2 separate regions of the Homo sapiens genome follow, and region 2 is linked to region 1. The links are chromatin contacts, found by Hi-C or POLR2A ChIA-PET in ENCODE. All regions are on one chromosome and are shown on one strand. The core of a region is the stretch at or near the end of the contact, and the rest is flanking DNA. Distances in the headings are between cores, read along the strand shown. Region 1 has its middle 130 kb from the start of AQP9. Region 2 overlaps SLTM (SAFB like transcription modulator).

Region 1 (4,153 bases), core at 483-2,982:
CACACACAAGTTATGCTGAGTTACTTCTAGTTGTATGATCCTAGGCAAAATGTGCTTTACTCAAAAATTATTTAATTATCATCTCCTTTCTGCAGCTGTGTGAGGCCCTGGGGCAGATAAAAAGATCTCATCCTCAAAGATCTAATTGGAAGGGAATGTCAGCAAGTAAACAAAAACTACATTGCAATTGATAGGCAGTATAGTCTAGATGTATGCAAAATGTGTCAGAAGCTCAGAGGAAAGTCTCCTTACATTTCTAGGGCACACGTTTCCCCAGTAAAACAATACACCAACCTCCAAAATTAAACTAAGGGTAAGGCCAATGCATAGCGTAACCTATATGTTTGCTAATACATTGCTGAAGTAAATCAGAAATGTGGGTCGGATCCAGTTATTGAGTTAAGTCACATCTTACATAACTAATGAAATGGAAATTGGTTACACACCCACCAAAGTATGCAGAGCCCTCAGGTGGAGATTAAAATCCCTTCTTGCTGCCACAAATTCATCTCTGCAGTGTTTTAAAAATGCACATATGAAAGTTACAGGTGACAAGCACTGTACAAGCCACTTCACCAAGCTTGAGATAGTCTAGCTATTAATCACCTAAACTAGCAGCCATGGTCTGATGATATGCTAAAATAAAATAATGCAACTCGCAGTGAGGGTTATTTTATTTACATTTTAAATCTTCTAGCATATGTCTCAAGAAGTTTTCTGGCCCAAGGCTGGGCGTGGCGGCTCACTCCTCTAATTCCAGCACTTTAGGAGGCTGAGGCAGGTGATTGCTTGAACTCACAAGTTCAATAACAGCCTGGGCAACATAGCAAAACCCCGTCTCCATAAAAAATACAAAAATGATCTGGGCATGGTGGTGCATGCCTATAGTCCAGCTACTCAAGAGGCTGGGGTGGGAGGACTGCTTGAGCCCAGGAGGCAGAGGTTGCAGTGAGCTGAGATAGTGCCACTGCACTCCAGCCTGGGTGATAGAGCCAGACCTTTTCTGGAAAAAAAAAAAAAAAAAAAAAAAAAAAAGAGGAAAAAAAAAGGTATCTGGCCCAGAAACTTGCAAGAGAGAACAAGAACAGGTATTGTTAAGCTGCCAGAGGAATGGAGACTGAACTCTTCCCTCTAAGACCTCTTAGAAATGCTAGGTATAATGTGTGTCACTTTGTTTTTAATGCACAGCTGCGTTCACAACCAAGAAAGGGAAATTCCCAAGTGATGAAAATGAAAAGAGACCATAAAAGAAAAGTAGTAAGTGATGAGCAGCTGCCAAATTGGATGAGAAGATATTGACATCAGTTTCCTAGGGGCGCCGGCTTTAATGCCCGCGTGGGAAAAGGAAAGAAGTCCTTGAGTCCACATGAGGTAGGGAGTGGGAACAGGGCCGCTGCTTAAAACCTGAACTCTCAAAGGGTGGCACCTGCAGAGAAAGGTGGACTAACAATAATCAATTTACTGGCAAATAGATCAAGGGTGTCTTTGCTCACATTCTGGAGAAGAAAATATACCAATCCAGATGGATTGATAAATTGAGGCATTTATTAATTTATTGCCTCTCAGCTTTGAACTTGTAATACCTGGTCTGGGATCACAGTCTGAACACTGTAAGCCTTTCTCCTTCACAGTAAGGATCATACTATACTTGTCAGCAGAGGGCACTGGAGGGACACTGCAGGAGGAAAAGGGCTTCTCTTCCTGGTTTCTGTGTGAGGGGTTTGGCTTTTTATTGCTCCTGCTGCAGGGTTGGTCAGCAGGGTGGGTGAAGGGGGACATCCAGTGGTGTTCTGCACGGTCCCTCGGTGACCTCACCATTCCAGCCAGTCCTGTGACCACCTTTCCATGGTCCTCCTGACACAGACTTCCCATGCTCCAGACTTTACACCTTGTGTTTCCTGTTTGCCCAGCAACTGCGGATGGGCCGCAGTAAACTCCTCTCCTTCCTGTGAGCTGCAGCCACATCTTTGCCAATGAGTTTTGAACCCCAGCCTCAAGAAGGCCCCATCCTATCCAAATGTGCCCTTCCTTGGGTATTCTCTCTCAGCCCTAGAGTCTCAATGTAGCATTCCCTTTACATCATTTTAGTTACTCTGTTAACATAGCTTAATAATGCCTTATAGTAAATTAACTTATTTAAGTTATTATGTGTGGTTTCTGTCTCCCGATTAGACCCAGACTGATACCACTGAGACATCAAAAATCTCTGGCCTATGCTATTAAAGATACAAATTTATATTACCTAGCATGAGTAAACACAAAAACATTATGAAGGGTTACTTCCTCAACCAAGGTGGCATAGCATTCTCCAAAAAGCGAAATACTGAATATACATCCAATCCAAAATTTAAAAACTCACAACGGAACAACCCTTAAGTATTGTCAAATATACAGTAAAATACAATAATGAATTTAGAACCAGGCTTAGAACTAAATGGGCTTAGAACTAAAGTACTTAGAATAAAGAATTTAGAATGGGCTTAGAACTAAAGTAACTTCTGATAATAAAACAATCCAAAAGAAAAGATTATAAATACGCTTAAAAGAAAATTTGTAAATTAGTAGAAAAAGGAGAGACTTGACAAGAACAGGCAGATTCGAAAAATAACCAAATAAAACTTTTACAAATGAAAAACAAGCCTTCAAAGAATGAGCTCAGTAGCTGATTAAACATAGCTGTAGAGAAAATAGTGGACAAGAAGAACTGAGTAATCTGCACAGAATTCAGCACAGAAAGTTAGACAAAAATATCTATAAAATACATAGAGAAAAGAATAAAAAGCATTGAAATGCAGATAATAGGAGTTCCAGAAAGACAAAACAGAGTGAACTAGGAAGGCAATGTTTGGAAAGTTAATGGGAGAGATTTTTCCAGAATTGATAGAGATTTTCTGAAAATGACTCCACCGATGGAAGAAACACAGACTCCCAAATAAGATAAAAACCTGGAACATTGATAGGAAACTCCAGACCAGAAAAAAAAAAAAAATCTTCAAAGCAACAAGAGACAGATTGCCTACAAATAATTAAACTAAGAGCAAAAATTTTAATAAGAGCCACAAAGATCAGAAGACATGAAATAATATTTTTGTAGTACTTAGGAAAATGACCAGTCAGTGTAGAATTTAATACCCAGCTAAACTATTATTCAAGGAGGAGGGTAAAATAAAGACAATTTGGGATGGACAAAGCTGAGAAAATTTATCCAGTGACCCGCGCTAAAATAATTGCTAAAGGATGTACTTCAGAAATCAAACTATAAACACAGGAAGGATGGGGTGCAAGTAGCAACGGTGAGCAAAAGAAAATCTGTGCCAATTATCAATGTATTCCTCTTGGCTCTTAATCCATTCTTCTGTGCCCTCCTTTGGGATGTAGAGCTGGACCCCAGCTGTTGCAATGTTAGTCCTTGACAGTACAGGGCCCTGGAAAGACCAGCAGGAGGAAGGGGCTTCTCTTTCTGGTTCTGTTGCTTTACTCTTCCGGCTCCTGTGGCAGCCAGTGGGTGGTTTGCAGGTGAGGGGCCACTTACCTAGCAGTTAGCACAGCTTCCAGCAAGTTCTACGGGCACCCCAGCAGGTGGCTTCCCAGTGACTTCCACAGCAACACAGTGAGTGGGTTCAAGAAAGTTCATCACTGGCAGTCTAATAGGTGGTCTGCTAGCAGTGTTGCCAGCATTCTAGCAGCGAGTTTGCCTGTCTACCAGCCCCAGACTGTGGGGCCTAAGCAGACTTCTCCACCATGCAGGGGGCGTCAACCTTCAGTAAAATGTGACTCTCACCCTGGGAGAAGGCCCTTTTCCAGATGTGTACCTGCCTCAGTCCTAGGGGTAGTGGCTGCTTGTATATTTGCCATTCCTACATTCTTTAATGTTAATGTTACTCCTCTAAAGTTTTTATAGTAGTCAAAAGAAGAGTAGTGATATTGACTAATTATAGATGTTTTTAGTATACATGTTTTATATTTTAAATTGTTACGGTAGTCAACTTTTGCTCCTGGGCAGAATACAGTAGATAGTGGCAGCCCCAGGTTCTCACTTCAACAACTAGAAAACCCGGGTAAATTACAAAATCAACTTTTAAGATATTAGCAAGTAATGGAAGCAATGATGACTAGATTATTCTGATTTGCAGGAGGAAAGACTTTTTTTTAA
Region 2 (4,634 bases), core at 1,138-3,637, 610 kb after region 1:
AGACTCCACCTCAAAACAACAACAAAACCTCTAAATAGGCCAGGCGTGGTGGCTCACGCTTGTAATCACAGCACTTTAGGCGGCTGAGGCAGGCAGATCATGAGGTCAAGAGTTCGAGACCAGCCTGGCCAACATAGTGAAACCCCGTCTCTACTAAAAATACAAAAAAATAGCTGGGCGTGGTGACTGGCACCTGTAATCCCAGCTACTCGGGAGGCTGGGGCAGGAGAATCGCTTGAACCCAGGAGGCGGAGGTTGCAGTGAGCCGAGATCGTGCCACTATACTCCAGCCTGGGTGAGAGCTAGACTCTGTCTCAAAAACAAAAACAAAACAAAACAAAAACCTCCAAATTTGGTTTTCACTGTTGACCCTGAGCCAGCCAGATCGCTGCTAGCTGCTGCCCATGATGGTTGAGGGCCACTCAACCTCAATGCCAGCATATCAGGTGGTTTTGTCAGCTTTTCTGAACTTAAAGCCATCGCCATGGCAACTCGAGTAAAAAATAATTACCTATAGTGTCTGTAGGCTTGTACCCTTCAGTATAAGTGTAGAAAAGACTGAAACAAATCAAGGATCTAATGTTTAAAAGGCAGGTTACTATCCAGATTCCCATCTGAAAACTGGTCAGGTCAGTAATTCTACCTGTGGCTAGGAGGATTCTTCTGAGTATTAGGCAAGGGAACATATGTCAAACGCTTAGCACATTGCCCAGCACGTAAAGCGCTTAGCCAGTGTTTGCAGCTGTATGATAATCCCTTCTAAGAAGCACAGTCCCACTCTACAAATGAGGAAACAACGAGAAGTGACATTCTAACCCAAAGTCACCAACATTCACTCCAATGGATACTGAGGCTTCTCCTGTGCCACTCTACAACACGTAGTGATCAAAAATGAGGTAGACCTCCCCTACACCAACGCAGACACCCAACCTGCTCCCACAGCTGTAGGACTGGGAATGGCAGAAAACGTAAGAAATCCAGAGAAGTTCCCCAAAGGACCAGAGACCACAGAACCTTGGTTGCCCCACGGCACTCAGAAGTGTGAGCCATCTCATGGGCATGACCGTATTGAGCATAGAGAGTGCTGAATTTACCAAAATCTAGACCATTTGGATTTTTCTTCACTGATTTATATAAAGGGATGTGGGAAGCTTTTTTGAAAGAGCAGCATTTACCTTGAAGGGCTTTCCTAAAAGAGATGCCTTTAAAAAAGCCATAGGATTAGTGGTTAAGTCTCTAACATGTGAACAGCATGTGCTGCCCAGCTACTGAGGTGAAGAGTCTAAGCTAGATTTATTTCTGAAGAACAAAGACCAAAAGAATGCCTTTATAGCTCTATATCTAGTCAGTCACCTTGGGCTGAACTACAGAAAGAACTGGACGACTAACACCTAAAACGCTGAAAACAAAGACACATACACTTCCAGGTGTGGATTTTTATTTTCACAAAAAGACAACAATGTCTTCCCCACATACAAGTATTTACAAAACCCAACTGATTCACCCATCTAGAACCTGGGTTTTTTTCCACTTCTCAACATAGTTGGGAACATGGAAACATTAATACCCACACAATTCCCAGAGATGGAATTTATCCATCAAACAAACAGTGCAGATTACCTAAAAGTGCACTTACCTGCACAACTCGGTCTAAGAACCTTGTGAAACAAACCTCATGGCCAAGGTTTCATGAATCTATTTGGTTTCATACCATGCAAACCTGAACAAGTGTGCTGCTACACTAAACTGAAAATCGGTTCTCATTTTACAATTAAAAAGGTTCTCAACACTTTAGCAACTATACAGAATATGAAGGTTTATTTCAAAAAAGATTACATTTTTTTAAACCAGGATACACAGATGCACTTAATGTAACAGTACCTTCTGCAAAAATAGGTTACATAATACTCAGAAATGCAATGAACAATCTTATTCTCTAAAAATTAGACAGCTAAGACTTCTTAAGTGTAGACAGCCTTCAAAATGGAGGCTGAAAATGCTTGGTAAAAAGAAGTAACTCTAGAGCCAGACACCACAGAGCTAAGGCTGCAAATTAAACCACTACCACACAGCTGCAAACTACTCTTTATATTCACACAGCGTTAAACAAAACGACTTCAATTCCATCTTTTCAAATGTGCCTCGGTGCTGCAAGAAAAAAAGTTGAATGATACACAAAACTATTAAAAGTTACAACAGAACTATTTAAACATCTTCTCCAAAATTGAGAAAAGCAATCATGTTAAATTTTTAAAAAGAAAAGTCTGACAGAACTCTCAAGCAAGTCAGAGGTCCTCTTCATAAGTAGTCAAGTAAAGTTTACAGGAGATTTCAATAAATTATCTTAAAACCTTGGCAGAGAGCTCATTTTCAGAATCGTCGCGGAGGTCCACCCTTAAATGGCTTAAATCCGGAGCCACTTCCTCTTGGCATGGAATTGCCACTGATTTGTACAATTCTATTAATTGGGGATGCGTTACTGAAAAAGGTTTAAAAGAAAAAAACATCAGAGAACAAAGAACAAATCATCACTGCAAATACCAGGCACTGTTCTTGGTACTTTATCCAAAATAAATCATTTACTCTTTTCAACAGTCCCGTGAGGTCTGAACCATTGCTAACCCCACTTTACTGAAGAAACAGATCTGGAGGTTGAGGAACTCTTCCAAGGTCACAGAGCTAATAAAATGGTGAAGCAGAGATTTGAACTTGGGCAATCTCACTTTGAAGCCCCATTACTTCAGAAGCCAGTTGTGGATCTGCACGTGGACTACAGCAGCAGATCTCTTAAGTGTGGACCCCAAACCAGCAGCAGCAGCACCAGCTGGGTGCCTGTTAGAAATGCAAATTCTCACCCCCATCTCAGACCACAGAGAAAGAAACTGAGGGTGGGACTCCCAGCAACCTGTGCTTTTCTTTGTTTGTTCTTTTAAATATATATATTTTTAGACAGGGCCTCACTCACTTCACCGAGGCTGGAGTGCAGTGGCACATTCATGGCTCACTGCAGCAGCCTTGACTTCCTGGGCTCAGGTGATTCTCCCACTTCAGCCAGCCACCAGAGTAGCTAGGACTACAGGCAAGTGCCGCCATGCTCAGCTAATTTTTTTTATTTTTCTTAGAGACAGGGTTGCGCCATGTTGGCCAGGCTGGTCTTGAACTCCTGGGCTCAAAAGATCTGCCAGCCTTGGCCTCCCAAAGTACTGAAATTACAGGCAGGAGCCACCACGCCCGGCCAACCTGTGTTTTAACAAGCCCTCCAGGTGATTCTGTTGTTTGCTAAAGCTTGTGAACTAAATTATAGAAGTCATTTAAGAATATTTCTGGAATCTTTATGTGTAATGCAACAGAGCAGATGTTAGTAACACAAAAAAGCAGACCCCCTCCCCCGACAAAAAACCTTTAACAGGCCGGGCGCAGTGGCTCACGCCTGTAATCCCAGCACTTTGGGAGGCCGAGGCGGGCGGATCAAGGAGAATTGCCTGAACCCGGGAGGCAGAGGTTGCAGTGAGCTGAGATCATGCCAATGCACCCCAGCCTGGGTGTCACAGCGAGACTCCATCTCAAAAAAGAAAAAACTTTAACAAACCAGGAGATAAAAATCTACAGTGAAGGCCGGGTGTGGTGGTTCACACCTATAATACCAGCACTTCGGGAGGCTGAAGCTGGAGGATCACCTGAGGAACAGGAGTTTGAGACCAGCCTGGCCAACAAAGTGAAACCTCCATCTCTACTAAAAATACAAAAAAATCAGCTGAACATGGTGGCACACGCTGTTGTCCCAGTTACTTGGGAGGCCAAGGAAGGAGAATCACGTGAACCCAGGAGGCGGAGGATGCAGTGAGCTGAGATAGTGCCACTGCACTCCAGCTTGGGGGACAGATACTTCGTCTTGGAAAAAAAAAAAAATCTACAGTGAAATGGTTCAGGCAGAATAAAACTAGATTATAAGGGCCAGGCTGAGGAATCTGGGCTCAATCCTGTGACCTGGAGCAGCTGCTTGTTGTGGTTTTAGAGCAATAAATGGTATAATAAAATGGGAGTTTCAACAGTTCAATTTACAAATGGGGTAATGGAACACAATAATTGGGAAGATCAGATAGAAGCTAAAATGAGGAATAAGGGATAGCTATGATAAACTTTCTTTTTGTAGAGACAGGGTTTTACCATGTTGCCCAGGCTGGTCTCAAACTCCTCAGTTCAAGTGATCTACCTACCTTGGCCTCCCAAAGTACTGGGATTACAGGCATGAGCCACTGTGCCCAGCCTGAGAAACATTTAAAAAAAAATAGAGCCACACGGCCGGGCGCAGTGGCTCATGCCTGTAATCCTAGCACTTTAGAAGGCTGAGGTGGGCAGATCACAAGGTCAGGAGTTCAAGACCAGCCTGGCCAACATGGTGAAACCCCATTTGCTAAAAATACAAAAATTAGCTGGGCGTGGTGGTGCACGCCTGTATTCCCAGCTATTCACTTGAACCCAGGAGGCAGAGGTTGCAGCGAGCCGAGACTGCACCACTACACTCCAGCCTGGACAGAGCAAGACTCTGTCTCAAAAAAAAAAAACCACACTTAGAAATTTATACTAGGAATGAAGAAAGGTAAGGACAAGCCCCGTATTTCCAGTCAGGGTGA

What was found. Hi-C counts contacts between places; a loop is a spot of excess contacts on that map. ChIA-PET counts read pairs that join two places held with the same protein, here RNA polymerase II (POLR2A). Pooled maps may share reads with other maps.
Region 2: a loop to region 1 is called in a pooled map, with 2.7 times the contacts of the local background. The contact joins two enhancer-like sites. A Hi-C loop is called at or near these places in 5 of 50 pooled maps. POLR2A ChIA-PET finds 5 or more read pairs at or near these places in 3 of 52 experiments (OCI-LY7, activated naive CD8-positive, alpha-beta T cell and endothelial cell of umbilical vein).

Annotation. Positions count from the first base shown.
Region 1 is chr15:58,268,474-58,272,626 of GRCh38, forward strand. No RefSeq gene overlaps it. Among named protein-coding and RNA genes, the nearest start is that of AQP9, 130 kb to the left of the region's middle. RefSeq lists an enhancer at 1,557-1,851. Within about 2 kb of position 1,733, at least 5 of the 41 ENCODE cell types and tissues checked have a DNase peak (open chromatin) inside an H3K27ac peak, as active enhancers do.
Region 2 is chr15:58,877,629-58,882,262 of GRCh38, forward strand. It overlaps SLTM (SAFB like transcription modulator), which reads right to left. Exons shown (of 21, transcript NM_024755.4): 21 at 1,422-2,479. The coding sequence ends at 2,371. Among named protein-coding and RNA genes, the nearest start is that of SLTM, 54 kb to the right of the region's middle. RefSeq lists a silencer at 549-749 and an enhancer at 2,901-2,990. Within about 2 kb of position 2,388, at least 2 of the 41 ENCODE cell types and tissues checked have a DNase peak (open chromatin) inside an H3K27ac peak, as active enhancers do.